2 separate regions of the Homo sapiens genome follow, and region 2 is linked to region 1. A link is a loop called in an ENCODE intact Hi-C map of the cell type or tissue named here. Cell type or tissue: dorsolateral prefrontal cortex. All regions are shown on one strand. Each heading gives the region's core, and the rest is flanking DNA. Links, peaks and the distances in the headings are about the cores only. Region 1 has its middle 160 kb from the start of LINC03041. Region 2 has its middle 240 kb from the start of LINC03041.

What was found. Hi-C counts contacts between places; a loop is a spot of excess contacts. Peaks named below come from ENCODE experiments on the same cell type or tissue, not always from the same donor. Only the 100,000 strongest peaks of a DNase experiment are listed, where the experiment ranks them.
Region 2: it touches region 1 in a loop (2.3-fold over the local background); 3 of 110 quality-filtered maps call a loop at or near these places.

The regions. Positions count from the first base shown.
Region 1 is chr9:16,110,257-16,118,936 of GRCh38, forward strand. No RefSeq gene overlaps it. Among named protein-coding and RNA genes, the nearest start is that of LINC03041, 160 kb to the right of the region's middle. In dorsolateral prefrontal cortex, for the core only: no CTCF peak of the experiment used is centred there; no DNase peak of the experiment used is centred there.
Region 2 is chr9:16,034,177-16,042,856 of GRCh38, forward strand. It overlaps a transcript of CCDC171 not described here. Among named protein-coding and RNA genes, the nearest start is that of LINC03041, 240 kb to the right of the region's middle. RefSeq lists a silencer at 2,079-2,334. In dorsolateral prefrontal cortex, for the core only: no CTCF peak of the experiment used is centred there; a DNase peak (open chromatin) is centred at 5,429.

The DNA of each region.
Region 1 (8,680 bases), core at 300-8,299:
TTGGAAAGTTTGAAGATGAATGGGATGAGAATATGTTTTGTTTCTACTTGTACTTCTTCAAAATAAATAGTTTGCATAAATTTAAATACTTTATCTACCATTATTTGGAATGATCAAAGAGTCCAATTAAGTTCGTATTAATCTGAGACTAAGAAACAGAATAGTTGACTTCATTCATTTTCATTTCCCCACTTTGCAGATGGGTAAAATGGGGTCTAGCTGAGGGCGGTGGTGTCCCTGTGAGCTCTCTTTGAAGCTCTCGCAGAGTTGGGACAAAGACTTTTTTCCCTAAGCTAGGTACCTGTTGAGTTTCTAGGAGATTACATTGTTCCTTAATGGAGAAGCCTGGCAGTAACGGCAGGGAAAGTTCAGTTCTACCTCCCTCTCCAAAGCCCCACATGCCCACTACCATTTTGCCTTACCCTGACTCCCTTTTCTTCCCTACAACTAGGATTTTCACCCCGCTAATACAGTGGTGCCCCACACCCTAGATTTTTTCCAAACTCCTCTCTCTGTTGAATATATATCCATCCTGTGCGAAACTCCATAATAGCCCCACTCATCTACTAGGGCAAGATGGGTCCCAATAGGCTTATCACAAAAATAATCTGAAGCAATGAGTAAGATAGGCAATGTGTTAGTCTACTCATATAACATCATGCCATAACTAACTTAACATGCGCATGGCTCTAAAATACCTCCCGTTTATGGTAAACTCAAATTTTTAACGAAATCTAAAGTGTTTTATTGAATCATACTTATAGCATAAAGCAAAAATGATAAAATACAAAGCCCCTGGCTGATTAAAAACTATTAAAATGTGATTCCATTTTTTGAAGGAGACACAAGCAACCATTTTGGGGGAGATATTGATCAGCTAGAGAGTGAACATCTCTGTACAGTGTAGGTCCAGAATTAGAGTTGGAGGCAGATTTACCTGAAGTAAATAGTAGCATCCAGTGGAATGAAGAAGGTCCTAAAATGCTAGGTGACAATCTGTACAGTCACTAGAAACATGGCTCCTGGTGGGAGAATTTTTTAGTACTACAGCTTCTAAACCAACAGTGTTGCAGGAATGAGACAAGAACATTTTTAAAGTATAGCATTGAGTGAAATGCTAGCAGTATCTTTACTACTTCCATGCTTTGATCAGTGATCTGTGCTTTCTGACTGTGGGAGAAACATCAGAAATAGAACCAGTATTTCTTACTCAGTGGTTCACAGGATATGCTGCATCCTGCAGGACTCACTTCAAACTTGCATTCTTGTGTCTTGGAACCAAGGCTTCAAATGTCCATTCCTAGCTACTCAGGAGGCTGAGGTGGGAGGATCACTTGAGTCCAGGAGGTCAAGGCTGCAGTGAGCTATGATCACACAACTGCACTCCACCCTGAGTGACAGAATGAGACCCTGTCTCGAAAAAAAAAAAAAGAGAGAAAGAAAAAAAGCCCATTCCATCATTCCCTTAAGACAGCTGCTTCTGGGTGATGGGATACATAGTAACACCATGAATACCATAAGCATAGGCTGTTGCCTTGCTTCTTTTGCTGAAAAAGGAGTTGACAGGCAAAAGTGACACTTTGTGCAATAATATTTTGGTTAACAAGGTATCTAATGTCCTAATTTAAAAGGGAAATACATATCCACAAGGTGTCCATTCTGTGAGGACAAATCACTGTCTCTTGTGCAGTGGAAGGGGTTCAGTGTAATGAACCCTCCTGGAGGCTGATAACTACTTGTCACAGGCTAGTCCTCTTTGAGTATGAGCCTATATTTGGGACTTAGGGTGAGTCGTTGCTATTGGCATGTTACGTGATGACTTGCAACTGAGGTCCATTTAGTGAGCAGCCACATGGGACAAAAGCTTTCCGCACTCTGGGGCCATTTTAAGACCATACCTAGTTGTCTTCTGACTTCCCTGTCACCATCAGTCCTACAGTTCTATTCCTCCAAATTCTCAATCCCTTAGCCAAGCCGGAAGCCACTTCTCATGAAACAGTGTAGATCTGCACCTAACACCGCCTGAGATGCTCTGGGAAAAGAACACCTCATGTGCTGTCCAAGGTGCTGCCCACTGGGAGGATTTCTCTTCTTCACTGCCCTCCAGGCCACCCCTAACAGAAGCTATAACATCATAGCCATTGATTTCAAGCTGGCGATTTCAAGCTCAGAGCTAACTGTTAAATAAGACACCGTGTTTTTTGCTTTTCAGTCAACTCTCGGTCATGAGAAACTCCTAGAGAATACAGATGTGGGTTGAGGAAAGAGTAGGGATGTGTCCAGAGTGGATATTATCAGGAGTGTGAACCACTAAGTCAATCAACAGCCAGGGCCTGCTTGACCTTACCCTCATAGAAACACTTCATTTGATGGTGGAATGCGGCAACATGTGGTTTGGTATAACAGATAATACCCAGTTCATTGATGGGTACTCAGGTAGCACAGCCAACTGATATCCAGTGGATTGGTGTTCTGACAGTACCAAGGGTTAATAGCTAGTGTAGAGTTTTTCTTAATGGTAATAGCATGGCTACTTACACTTATGAAGTTACCCTCTCACCATAAACAATTAGAAAACTGGCAAAATACAGGACATAGCTGGTTTATATGTAAATATATAAAAATAAATGAAACAAAATTGGAAAAAGTCAGTGCATGACTAATCGCTAAATGAAAGAAAACAAACAAAGTGATCTCTATATGAGCGGCAGTACTCTGCCTGGAATCAATTTCTATATGGCGTGCAGGGGCAGGGACCCCTGATAGTGCCAGGGGCTCATTGAGTTAAGAGATGGAGACTGGAAGTTAAGGACACCAAGGTGGGAGAAATTTGCAGAAAGGAGTACAGAGAAGACAGAACTGTGCAGAAAACGAGCTCCGTAAATGTGGATACAGGTCTCCTCGAGTCTTTGGCTAAATATCAATATGCACATGGTTAGGGTAAAATACCATGAGGTTGAGCAGAAAAAAAAAAAAATGACAGGGGAGCCATAAGCCATAGAATTCCCAGAGTACATAGAGGGAAAGGAGACTTTTTGAGCTTAGACCACCCAGAGAATCTCCATTGATCACCTGGGGGCAGGAGGACCATGCCTTGGTTGTAGGGCTAAACTATCTCTAGAGTAAGGATTACTACTGACCCTCCCTAAGCCCTTTAAAACAAGCCATAAAGGTATCAAAGTTGTCACCAGGGAACTGAACAGACTGCAAAATGAACAAGTCAAATACTTTTTTAAAGGAAGAAACAAAATTCAGATATTCAAGGATGTAATATTTACAATGTCCAGGATCCAATTTTAAAAGTATGAAACATAAGAAGCAGGAATATGTGACTTATAACCAGTTGATAAATCAGTCAATAGGAAAAAAATCACAGAAATGTCAGATTTGATTGATCTGTAGATAAAAACTTTAAAAAGAGCAATTAGAAATGTGCTCAATATACTTACAAATTTGAATTAAAACCAAAATATAGGGAGATAAATGAAAGAAACAAGCCAAATAGAACCATATCAACATCTGAAAAAATTCTGGAGGAACTGTCAGCAAAATAGATAGCAGAAAAGAAAAAATTAGTGACTTAAAAATAACATAATAGAAACAAATTAAAGCACAGGGGGAAAAAGAGATTAAAAGTGAATGAACAGAGTTTTAGTGATGTAAGGGACTAGATCAAGTGGCCTAAGATATATGTAATTGTAATCCAGGAGGGAAAAGAAAGGAGAAAACAAAACAAAACAAAAATGTTGAAGAAATAATGGCTGAAATATTTTCAAGTCTGATGAAAGTTACAAATCACCATATCAAAAAGGTCTACAAATTCCAAGCAAGATAAACAGAAAGAAAATAACACTAAGGCACTTCATAATCAATTTGGTGAAAAAACAGAGATAAAAAGAGCATCTTAAATACAGCCATAGTGGGGAACAGCACATGACATGAAAAAGAACAGAGATTGGATTTATTGCAGACTTCTCATCAGAATCAGTGCAAACCAGAAGGCAATAAAATGGTATCTTTTAAATGCTGTCAGGAAGAAGAAGAAAAAAACCTGTCAACCCAGAATTCTACATCTATCTATTGTTCTGTTGATTAATGGATCATCTGTGTATTGTCGTTTAAAAAAATACAGTGTTCAGAAATACTTCCAAACATATTAATTGATTTTTGACATGGTTATTCAATGGAGAAAGGATAGTTTTTTCAACAAGCGGTACAAGAACAACTGGATATTCGTATGGAAAAATGAACCTCAACATTTGCAATACACTATATGCAAAGTTTAATTAGAATTTAATTAAATTAAAATTTCTAGAAGAAAGCACAGCAGAAAATCTGTGTGGCTTAAAGGTAGTCAAAATGTGTTAGATAGGAGACAAATAGCAAACCATTAAATAAAATGTGATAATTGAACTTTATCGAAATTTAAAACTCTTGCTCTTTGGAAAATTCCACTAAGAAGATGAAAAGGTAAGCCACAGATCAGGAGAAAATGTTCACAGTACGTGTATCTGACAAACAACTTGTTTCCAGATTATACAGAAAGCTTTTACAACTCCACAATTTAAAAAGCAATTAAAATGGGGCAAAAATGTAATTAACCAGACCATGATAAGATGCTCATCATTATTAGACATCAGGAAAGGAACATTTAAACCACAATTAAATACTACTATATACTCCTTAGAACAACTAACATTTAACACATTGAAAATATCAAATATCAATGTCAAAAACACCTCATATACAAGGTGGTACAACCTCATTTTGGAAAACAGTTCATTGGTTTCTTATAAAGTTAAATATGCATTTACCATATGTCCCTGAAATTTCTTGTAGGTATTTAGCCAAGAGAAATGAAAATATACATCCATAAAAAGATATCACAGGAATATTTGTAGTAGCTTTATTCGTGAGAACCAAAACCTGTAAACAACACAAATGTTTGTTAACAGGTAAGGAAATTGTGGTATGTCCATACAATGAAATACTTAATCATTAAGAAGGAACAAACTGCTGATACTACTGATACATGTAAAGAATAATCTTAGAAACATTATATTGAATGAAAAAGTTCAGACCCCAAAGTGTATATACTGCATGATTTCATTTATATAAAACTCTAGAAAAGATAAACCAAATGTATGATGACAGAAGATGAGTAGTTGACTGGAGCTAGGTTCAAGGAAGGATTGGTGCAAAGGGGCAAAATTCTGGTTTGATCAAAATGCTCCTTATCTTGATTTTGCTGCAGTTTTCCAGGTGTATAAATTTATCAAAACTCATTGAACTGTCCACTTAAAATGTTACATTTTATTGCATGTAAATTATATCTCAGTAAAGTTGACTTAAAAAAAAAAAAAGAAGAATACACTAACTTGCTATTGAGGGCAAACCCTTGCCCTTAAACTCCAGGGTTCTTTATTGTGCTTCTTCTGTCAGGCCTTGGCATGGGGTCCATATAGTATCCTGAACAGCCACTCTTCAAGCACCATTAGGTTCATTAATCATAAGACCCATGGGTAGAATTGCTTGTGTTATGGCCTGAATCAACTACTTTTGTTTTGGACCCTTTATTAGTCTGTTCTCATGCTGCTAGTAAAGACATACCCGAGACCAGGTGATTTATAAAGGGAAGAGTTTTAACTGACTCACAGTTCTACATGGCTGGGGAGGCCTGACAATCCTGGCAGAAGGTGAATGAGGAACAAATTCACGTCTTACATGGCAGCAGGCAAGAGAGCTTGTGCAGGGGAACTCCCATTTATAAAACCATCAGATCTTGTGAGATTTATTCACTACCACAAGAACAGTATGGGGGAAAATGATACCCATGATTCAATTATCTCCACCTGACCTCACCCTTGACACATGGGGATTATTACCATTCAAAATGAGATTTGGGTGGGGACAGAGCCAAACACCCCATTCAAAGATAGTAGCCAGTGCATTAGTCAGCAACAGGGTCAGAGGAATACAGCCTTATGTGGAATACATCCTTATATGTTGCCTTCAAAAATCCAAAGAGGGGCTGGGTGCAGTGGCTCATGCCTGTAATCCTAGCACTTTGGGAGGCTGAGTCGGGTGGATCAGTTGATGTCAGGAGTTTGAGAAAAGCCTGGTCAACATGGCAAAACCCCATCACTACTAAAAATACAAAAATGAGCTGGGCATGGTGGAACATGCCTGTAAGCCCAGCTACTTGGGAGCCTGAGGTAGGAGAACCACCTGAACCTGGGAGGCAGAGGTTGCAGTGAGCCACCAAGATTGCACCACTGCACTCCAGCCTGGGTGACAGAACAAGACTCTGTCTCAAAAAATAAATAAATAAAAAATTTTTAAAAATCCAAAAAGGGTTGGGTATGGTAGCTCATGCCTATAATCCCAGCATTTTGGGAGGCTGGGGTGTGAGAACAGCTTGAGGCCAGGAGTTTGAGACCAGCCTGGGCAACAAAGTGAGGCCCTGTCTCTACTAAAAAAACAATTTTTTTTAAATAGCCAGTTATGGTAGCTCATGCTTGAATTCCTAGCTATTTAGGAGACAGTGGCAGGATGATTGCTTGAGTGCAGAAGTTTGAGGCAACAGTGAGCTATAATCACACCACTGCACTCCAGCCTCAGTGACAGAGACCCTGTCTCTAAAAAAAGTAAAAATTAAGTCCAAAGAGAGACAATTAATGTATTGCTTGTTTTCATTTGTGGGATATGCATGGTGCAGGAATTTTTCATTTTGGAGGGGATATTCTGATATTATATAGTTATCTGAACTTCTAGAATCATCTCTGAAATCACTGAGTTTCCAATGGATGCATCTCAACCTTCTAACATAAATGTGTTTGACAAGGCATTTAGGGTATGTGCTCCTGCCTGATCACCTGGTCTATTATTAGCATGATATCATATAAATTGTGGTCCAGCATAAAGTTTTGTCGATTAATAAAAAGATCAAAGACCTTATTGCCGTAAGTTATGGTATAAAGCAAAATAATTAATGCAGCTTTGAGACCAGGATGGTGAATATATGCTGTTATTCCTGTCAGGTAAAAGCAACTTTCTTCTAATAGAGAAAATGTATTCACCAGATCAATAGACATATGGCAAACTCACAGAGTAAAGACAGCAGCAGCATCAATTGTAATCATCACCTTACAACCTTAAAATAATACACTATCTTTCTCCAAGATCCATCTGATTTTTTGCAGAGGTCAAATAGATCAGTTAACTAGAGAGATGTAATAGAGATCACTTCCCTTGCAACTTTGAAGTCTTTGTTGCTAAAATAATTGTGTTAGGCTGCCAGGGATGCGATGATGCATTTAGTTCATTACTTTGGTATGGAGGGGATGCCACAGATGCTTCTATTTTACCCATTGTATCATAAAAGCCCTGATTCTTCAAGCCAAAGAGTCAATGTGGTGGTTCTACGAGTCGCTGAGTATACCTATTCAAACTACCTCCTTAAGAACTATGAAAATAACAAAAAGATGTGTTCACAGATTATTCTAGGCCCAAGTGAGACTGAAGTAGCCTCACATTCCAGTTATCAATGGACTCTCCTAAACATCCATTTTAACTTACAGACTGTGGTGATTTTCTGGAACCCTAATGATTAGCATTAGTTTTGAGTCGCTGTCCAATAATCCCTAAAATGTCCAGCTAGTTCTATTTTTCTAGTCCAAAATTATGTGTAAATTGCTGCAGTTTCCTTTGAGGAACTGGAATGAATATTTAGAGTTTTCTAAGTGTGGTCCCTGGACCAGCAGCATCATTATCATCTGGGAAATTCTCAAAAATGAAAATTCTCAGGACCCACCCCAGCCCCTGTTAATCTTAAACTCTGGGAGTGGAACCTAGCAATCTGCATTTTAACAAGTCCATATAGGGATTCTGGGACACACCAGAATTTGAGATCCACTGATTTAAAGTGCATATTCATGGTGGTATGACGGGTTTTTGTTTTCTTTCTCTTTCTCTCTAAGCGTAAGCATCCTCTCTTCATTCAAGGGACTCTGATCTATGAACTGACTCAGATCTGAGAATTGTGAATCTATTACTGTGGTTTGGTTAGACCTCTGTTCACTAAACCTATAGCTCTTAGAATTATGTGATCATGTAGGACCTTAGCTATATGCTCATTGATTTTGCATCTAAGATTCCTGACCAATGAGATACTATATGCTGTATTCCCAAGACTTGGCAAGACCAGGCCCTTTCCTTTAAGAAGCTCAGGCTAGATGGATGAAGCAGATCTTGCTGAGGAATATGCTTCAAGGACAGCCTGGAAGAGCCAGACGCTCTGATTTTAAAAGGAGAGACAAGAAACAGATTTCTGATTGAAGTATGAACAGGCCAGGCAAACTAAGGCCAGAAGTGGAATGACCAGGGCATTTATGGATCAATGTTCTGCCCCTTTTTGAATTTATGGGTGGAGTGCTCCCATCTCAGCCAACCATGCCCAGAGCTGGCATCCGCAGAACAGGAAGAAAGCAGTGGTATTAGGAACTCCCCATGCTTCAGTTTAGGCAATGTTAGCACTGTACCTCCAGCTAACAGATGAGATGGACTCTCTGTGGCTAAGATGAGACCCTCAAGAGAAAATTAAGTGGCCATAGCAGGAAAAGTGGTTTGGTCACTGATATGGTTTGGCTGTGTCCCCACCCAAATCTCACCTTGGATTGTA
Region 2 (8,680 bases), core at 473-8,472, 76 kb before region 1:
CAGTCACTGGCTTTGGGTTGCCGCAGAGCCCTCCTGGTTTTTGTAGCAAGAGGCGTGACTTCAGTTGTGTTGGAGTTCCCACCATTGGCGTCTATCAGCCTTCCTTATGAAGAGATGCAAAGATTTAATGGTTTCAGGAGGGAGGCCACCTAATTTGACACACATTTGACACACACATTTGACACATTCTGCACATTCTTGTACTAGAATAATAGTAGTCTGGTGAGATGATTTTCAACGGGTGGTAAACTGCCCTTTTTACTTCATTGTGGGAAGGGAGATCTCACACATTTTTTCCACAGTAATTTGATTTGAGCTGAGAACAACTGCAGGAGACACTGTTGGGAGTGCAACCAAGGTTCAGTGTGGAGGTCATTACTGTAATTAGATGTTTCAGTGCGTGTGACATAGTTGAGTTCTCTTGAACGCCTCAAGGAAGCCTCCTGTCGTAGTTCTGTCCATCAGAATGGACAAGGGGCCAGTGTTCTCACCACTGTGATGGACACTGCCCCAATCCTGGGGGACAGGTGGCTTTAGTTTTTTGGAAAGCTAATATAGCATGAGACTTTACCTACCAAAGCTTCCCTGGATCTCAGATTGGCACTACAATCATGTTTTTTGTGCTGTGGGCTTTATTCTCCAGAGTTTTTACATGTGGAGTCCTCCATTTGGTTTTCAAATTTTCTGGGCCCAAGGGTTAACTTGGAGAGTGGGGTCTATCCTCCCCTATCCCCAGGCCAAACTTAATAAATGCACAATTGAGAAGAAACATAGTACACTTGATATGCAAACACAGTTCCAAATTGAGTCTGCCAGCCCCCATCTTTCAACCAGATGGCTACCCCAAGACCTTTGACGTCTCCGTTAGTAGGGCTGAATCGAATAAATTATATACTGAGAATAAAGAAAACTTAGGTAAAGCAGCATTTTGTAAGGGAACTGTTTTCTTAGCTCCCAGGTTTTGACTGCAGCTCTCAGCTAATTCAGATATCTGTTTATAACAGCATTTGGAGAGATCCTTCAAATTCGGTCTTAAAAACAAAAAGAACATACTAAGAAAGAATCCACAGGAGGATTTGAACTACATATATGTTAATACATAATTAACATGGACATTATTAGATATAAAAAACTAACACAGTGGATCCCTTTAAAAAAATTTTGGTTCTTTCCCCCTAAATCTCTTATGCAGTTATGTCTAAGAGAATTGTCTTCTTTTTTTGTGGGGTGTGCTTTCTCTTAATTTAACACCCGAGTTCACAGATTACTTCCTGCCCTAGGATCTGTGGCGAATGTCACCACCTGTGACAGCGCTCTTATTTATGAACTGAAGAACACTCTCCATCTTGGTATGTATGCTAATTCAAAATCCACTCCAAGTTCCAAGCATTTATGATGATTTCTAAAAGAGATTACTTTCCTCCAGCATTCTTTGCTTACTGCCTGCTTCTAGTTACTTATTTCTCCAGGAAAGATTTACCTTTCTGTGAGCATGGCTTTATAGCTTTCTGGCTCTCTGAACATTTTCTCCCTGCTGCCTCTATGTGTTTCATTCTCCCCTTACTGAAGATTAGAAGAGGGGATTGATATTTGTTTCAACAAATATTTATTCAATATCCACTATGTCAGTCACTGGGCTATGTTGTGTGGAAGAGTAACTTACACATTTGATCAGAGTTGAAAATAAATTCTACCGCTATGCAGAAACAGGCTCACCTTGATGTTTCCTGTGAAACACTATCAACACCTTCCCTGGTTACAACAGCTGACTCTTACCTTTAATAATTTTGTGCCCACAGCTGGGGGTACACAATCATTGATGGCATAGATTTATACAAGAGAAGTGTTGAAGAAAAGTTATTGGTTTCAGGGATACTAATTGTTTCCTCTAATGATCACTTCTTCCCTTCCTCTAGGCCCTCTTGCCAGAAAAGTTCTTTCTCCACAGACCAACAGGAAGTTCCCTAAGTACTATGAGACCTTGTCTTTGCCTATAGCTGGCTGCATTGGACATGGATTCCTGGCCCAAGGTGAGAAAGACACAGAAACTACATTAGTTGTCTTGGGAACGTGAATTGGAAAGGCAAGTATTTGTGAATGCTGAGACCTACATTTTGTGGTTTCCATGATGGCCCAAGAACAGCCCAAAAAGCCATCAGCACAGAGAGACAAAAAAGAAATTTCTTGGCCGGGCACGGTGGCTCACGCCTGTAATCCCGGCAATTTGGGAGGCCAAGGCAGGCGGATCTCGAGGTCAGGAGATCAAGACCATCCTAGCTAACATGGTGAAACCCCGTCTCTCCTAAAAATACAAAAAATTAGCTGGGCGTGGTGGCAGGTGCCTGTAGTCCCAGCTACTCAGGAGGCTGAGGCAGGAGAATGGCGTGAACCCGGGAGGTGGAGCTTTCAGTGAGTGGAGATCGCGCCACTGCACTCCAGCCTGGGCCACAGAGCGAGACTCCGTCTCAAAACAAACAAACAAGCAAAAAACAAATTTACCTATCTTAACTAGCACCAAAAATTCTCTCAGTTGTCAATCAAGAATTCTGAACCAAGAATCCAATGCCTTACTTGGGTTTGAGGTTTGAATTTACACTATAGATGTGGTCTAGGAATATCTGAGATGAGATATTGACATAAACATGTGATTCTATACTATTCAGCCATAAAAAAGAATGAAATCCTGTCATTCACAGCAACATGAATGAGCCTGGGGGACATGATGTTAAGTGAGATAAGTCAGGCACAGAAAGACAAATACTGCATGTTTTCATTTGTGGGAGCTGAAAAAGTTGTGCTCATAGAAGTAAAGAGTAGAATGCTAGGAAGGGGTATGAAGAGGAAATGATGGTTACGGATACAAAATTACAGCTAGATAGAAGAATAAGTTCTAATGTTCTATAGCATTGTAGGATAACCATAGTTAATAATTTATTGTATATTTTTCAAATAGCTAGAAGAGAGGATTTTGAATGTTCTCAACACAGAGAAATGATGTGTTTGAGGTGATGAATATTCTATTTACCCTGAATTGATCATTACATATTGTACACATATATGAAAATGCCACTCTGTACCCAATAAATATGTACAATTATCACATGTCTAAAAATAAATACATGGATGAATAAATGTGATTCTAGGCCATGATGCCATGCAATCATGAACCAGGCACAAAACTCTCCTGGTTGTGAGGTCACGTCCTCAACCCAGACCACACAAGATCCCCTGAATAGAGAAAGCTCCACTGAAGATGATCTCAGCTTCCAAAATTATGAAGAATATTAGGAAATGGTTTCCCATGAGAGAGAACCAGTGGATAGAATACAGAGCGAGATCAGATCCCCAGGCACTTCAGATAATAAATGTATTACATAAAGACTATAAGTAGGTTTAAAAATGATTCAAAGCATAAAATTAGGAATTGAAAACATAATAAATTATGACAATATATAAGGTACCATGAAAAAATAAAATAGAGATTTTAAAAAGAAACAAATGAAACTTCTAAAAGTAATAAATATTGTCATCAATTTTAACAGATTAGATATGGTTAAAGAAAAAAGTAGTAAACTGGAAGAGATTTAATTCCAATTCAGAATGCATCACAAAAACGTAAACATGTGAGGGAGTAACTAAAGATATGGAGGAAAGAATGAGAATAAGCGTTTAGAAGTAGAAATAGAAAATGAAGGAGAAGAAATATTCAGAGAGAAAAAAGACTGAGAATTTTTTTACAATGTCTAAAAGATAAATATCATAAGATTCAGGAAGTACAGTAAGTCATGAGCTGAATAAGTAAGTGTGAATTCAAACTTCAAGTCCACTATAATGAAATTGCAAAATACTGATGCCAAAAAGTTCTTAAAGCAATGAAGATTTTTTTTGTAGGAAATATAATTAGGCAGCAGATTTCTTGACAGCAACAACAGATATTAAAAGTCAAGAAGATGACATACCCAAAGCACTAGGAAAAATCACTATCGGTTTGCAATTATATAGCCAGCTAAACTATTACTCAACAACACATATAAAATTAAAGTTTTGTTTGGTTTTGGTCACCAAAAATGTAAAGTAGTTGCTAAGGGATTTATTTCAAGTAGAAGAAAATTGAACTAGAAAGGAAGGGATGAGCTCTAAGAGGGGAAGTTAAATTTAAACAAGCATTGTCTGTAGAAGTTAATAATCTTGACAGATTTTAAGGGTATAAAAGTGAAAATAATATATTTGACAACAATAATAGATAAAATGGGTGGGAGATGTTTGGAGCTCTGAAGATTGATAGGTAAGTAGAAATGACATTTTGTACTTTTCAAAGTCAAGTATGTGTGTTAAAAATGTAAGGGTAACATCTAAAACATCTGTATGTATATACAGAAATACAAATAAGACTGATAATTACCAAATCAGTAGAACAGGAAAAGAGGAAATAAAGAAATCAGAATCAATCCCACTAAAAGTTTGGAAAAAAGAAAGCAAAGATCATATATAGCAAAGTAAACACAAAGCTCAAACTAAGATGGCAGAAATAAACCCTAAAAAATGTTAATGAACTAAATGTATCTGTTAAAACACAGAGATTGTTAACTTGGATGAAAAAATTAAAATCTATGTGGTTTTATAAGAGAAAATATGAGGGCAAAGAAAAGAACAAAAACAGAAAAAAAAATAGAAAAAGACCTATCAGGCCAAAAAAAAAAAAAAAAAAGCTGAATATAGTTACACTTATGCCAGACTAAAGGGCGAAATTTATGATTACTGATAAAGGTTGTTATACAAAATGTAACACTTTTAGTATATATATAATATGATAGTCTCAAAACTTGAAGTCCCAAGAGGAACTGTGAAATTATAATCATAGTAGATGTTTTAACACATCTGTCTCAGGGAAGTAAAGCTGACTTTAAAAATTAGTGAGGAAGACTTTTCAACAAGTCATTTTGGGAATGATAATGAGAGTTGTCCAAATAGTGCTTCTGGTTCCAGCTCAATGAGGTTCAGGGTCCTTCTTAGGCAAATTTTCCGTAGTAAACTCCTATGGGGAGGAGAGAGCAGGATTCTCTGACCTTTGCTGTCACCTGTGCAGGACTCCCTCATGTGGCTGAGGCCCCTATTCCAGCCTTGACTCAGGGAGGGGGTGATTTTGGCATGTGAGTACTGCTGTTATGTAACTTGGCTACGATTTTTTTCCTTCTGCGTTTTAAGTTAGTGCAAGCTATTGTGGCCTCAAGATTCTTTACACACAGCTGAGGCTGCAGAAAGTCACATGCGTTAGTTAGAATGTAGGCTAAATGGCTGTCACAAAGACATGGAAGAATACAGTGGCTCAGAGGAGGCTGATTATTTCTCCTCACGGAACAGTCTAATTTCCCTGCAGGTCGGTAGCCCCAGGAAGGTAGGTGGCGCTGTTCCATAAACTCGTCTAGCCTCCTTCTGCTGTGCTACTCCAGTAGCCCCTAAGGTTGTCCTCTTCCTCATTCTTACATCTGCGTCCCAGCCCATGGGAAAGGCAAGCAGCTACTTTAAAAAGATGTGACCCAGAATTTGCACACATTACTCCTACTCATGTCCCTCTTCTTGGAAATCATCACTCAGTCACATGGCCCCCCTTGAGCTACGTGGGTGTCTGGGAAATACCATCTCCAGCCAGGCAGCCATCTTCCTTGCTTCTGTGTGTGTGTGTAATGGGGTGGGGGGTGGAGGTGGAGTTGTGTTCATTCTATTGCCAGAAGGAAGGAGATTGGACCGGATAACAGAAGAAAATGAGCAGTGTCTGCCACAGCATACAAGCTTATTTCTAATCATCGCCTACTCATTACATGTGAGGGACACTGGAACCTTTCAGAATCTCAGTTTCATCATCTAGAAAACTGCACCTCACAGAGTTGTTGTTAATGGCAATCAAGATGAAGGGAGGGAAGGTGAGGGCCAGCTGGGTGCCCTGTTACCCCCTCACTCCACAGTCCCTCCTCTGCATAGCACAGAGGCCCCTAGCCAGACGCATACTCCACCAGAGAGCCACAGGCATCGTGTTGGAGGCTGGCCAACGCTTTGCCCAGTCCTGCCTCTGTTCCTGGAGCCCCTCTTTCCTTATCTTGATCCCCCCACTTCTCCCTCCCACACCTCCCCAGTGAAGGGATTCTGCAGATTGATGGACTGTCATCTAGAAGGTGGAGGCAGACCTCAGATTCCTGAGTTCTTGAAGGAAAGGGATTAATGAGCCCTCAGAGTTGTCTCTGGGCTGGAGCTCATCTCAGTGCCTGCTCCAGCTGGGACGGCCCACCGCAGAGAGAAAGGCAGGCGGCTGCGAAGCTTTGGTCATGCTGCCCCATAGGTGACCTGTCAGGTTTTGTTTGTGATTGTTTGTGCCCAGTGGTGCAGGTCACACGCTGAGCTCCTCCCAGGAATTTGATTGTTTGCAGTTGTAAAGTGCAGGAGCTTGGATCTGTCCGAGCAGAGGGTTAAATCATAGAGTGTTTTACAAGAGCAGCTATAGGGAATGCCTTGTTTTCTCCTTATATGGCTATTTCTCTCAGTCCAGAATCCCAGGGTGTATTTTACGTGGTTGAAATACACAAATGGAGTAACAGTCTTAGCCAAACATGCTATGTGGCTTTAAAATTAACAAGCTTCTCTCTACTTCTGTACCCCAAACACACATTCACATGCATAGTTTCTGTTGAGACTCTGCAAAGATACTCTCTCTTTTTTTTTCAGCCAAAAATATTTGATGGGGTGAATTTCTACAGTTCCCTTGCTTTATACATAAGAAATATTTCTTTTGAGGAGAGGTGTTTGCAAGCGTGTGGGTCAAATCTAAGCATCAAGTTCTTAATGAGCAGCTACTGTGTGTGTAGCTAACTCTAGGGTATAAAGACAGAATTGGGTGCCCAACATTAAAATATGACAAGGAAAGATGTTTAATGAAAGTTCAAGATGACACTGGGCAAAGTAGCAGAAGGCAGCACTAGGTGAGTAAGCACATGGGCTTCCTTTGCCACAGGGGCTCAGAGGAAGGAGAAATCTGTTCAGATTGGTGTGTTCAGGACAGATTTCATGGAAGAAGTGGAGGTTTCAGCTAGTCGGATTTGGCCAACTAGGTCAGTGGGAGCAGGGAGGCATTTGGGAGCAGGGAAAAGGCCTGAGAGAAAATGCAGAGGAAATAAAATGAAGGAGCTTTTAGAAGACAGCAAATAATCTGGTGTCTAGAGCAAATGGCTCATGCAGGAGAAAAGGAAGTTTAGGTGGGAAAGATAGACTGAGGCTGGGAATGTTCTGTAGAAGTCAGGCGAAGAAGCTGGGGTTTTTGTTTCATGGTAAAGGGAGGGCAATGAAGATTTTTTAGTACTTATTTTGATCTGAACCAGGTGTCTGAGGTTCAGGATTTCCAATAATTTATATTTCTGAAATGTTATTATTTTTTCTTTTAGCCTACCTTAGTGAATATCACTTAACCCAGAAAACTAGGATTGGATTAATTAAATATGATGTTTGGATATTGAAAATAAGAGGGCTTATCGAAATTTCCTTATTGGTGATTTCGTAAATGAGAAATACAGAGTTTAATATTGAATATAGTTCTTGGCCACACCTTCTGGAACACAAATTATGAACTCAGGTTTTGCAGGGAAAAGTTGAATGACCAACCTTCATTCTTTGTGGGCACAGGAGGAAATTTTGGAGAAAAAATTTGGCATTGGATTCAGATCCAGAAACACCATATTCTGAGCAAGTTTAGATGAAAATGTGCATTTTGGGGGCATTTTGGAGATAAAATCTGGTATGGGAATGATGTTCCCCAAAGCCCGCTTTCTGAGTCTCATTCAATCTTCATTTTAGTTTTCTTTCAGAGATAAAGCTGAAATTATTGTGCATATTATAACTGCAAAGAAACTGCCAGGGAGTTTTAATGACTTTCCCAGACTCAGTCAGCTAGTTCGTCGTGGAGCAAGACTCTTGCGAAGCTAGTGGTATCCAGGCAGCCTCTCTGGAATAGTAAGCTGGCAGTGGGCGGGCTCCAGTGGATTAGAGCGCAGACATATAGTCAAGGAGGCAACCAAATTAGACCAGAGAGCCTTTTGCAGCCAGGCAGGTGTGAGATGATAATAAGACAACTGGGAATGAGGCATGAAAGAGAAAGCCCTTATGAAGAGGATCATGAGGATTCTGGCCTGAGAGAAGAGGGCCCCATCAACCTAATAGGCAGCCTCTTGAGGCCAGGTGGCAGGGAGGGCTTCTGGGTAGGACCAGCTTCAGGAAAGACTCAATGATTGAAGGCGTTTTGCTCCCCAGGGACCTCGAGGAAATCACTTGATTTTTCTGAGCCTCAGCTTCTTCCTGTGCTAAATAAAGTGAATTATAACCCCTGAGGACAAAGTGTTAAGAGGATTAAATGAGAAGACTGGACAAAGCATCTAGCTCAGTCTCTGGGGCACATTTGAGTTCAATACAGATTTTTTGAATGAGTGCCATCAAGAACTGTCAAGCTAGCAATGATATGGGGACCTGCAGTTTCTCTAGGGGTGAGGGTGGTGATGGAGTTTATGTCCAGGAACAAAAGAGAGACTCTAAGGAAAAGTCTCTTGGAAAATAACTCTTTTTTTTGTTTTCATTTCTAATAGTTCATTAAAGAAGATGAGGGAAAATAAACACACATGTACACGCACACCAGATAAACTGA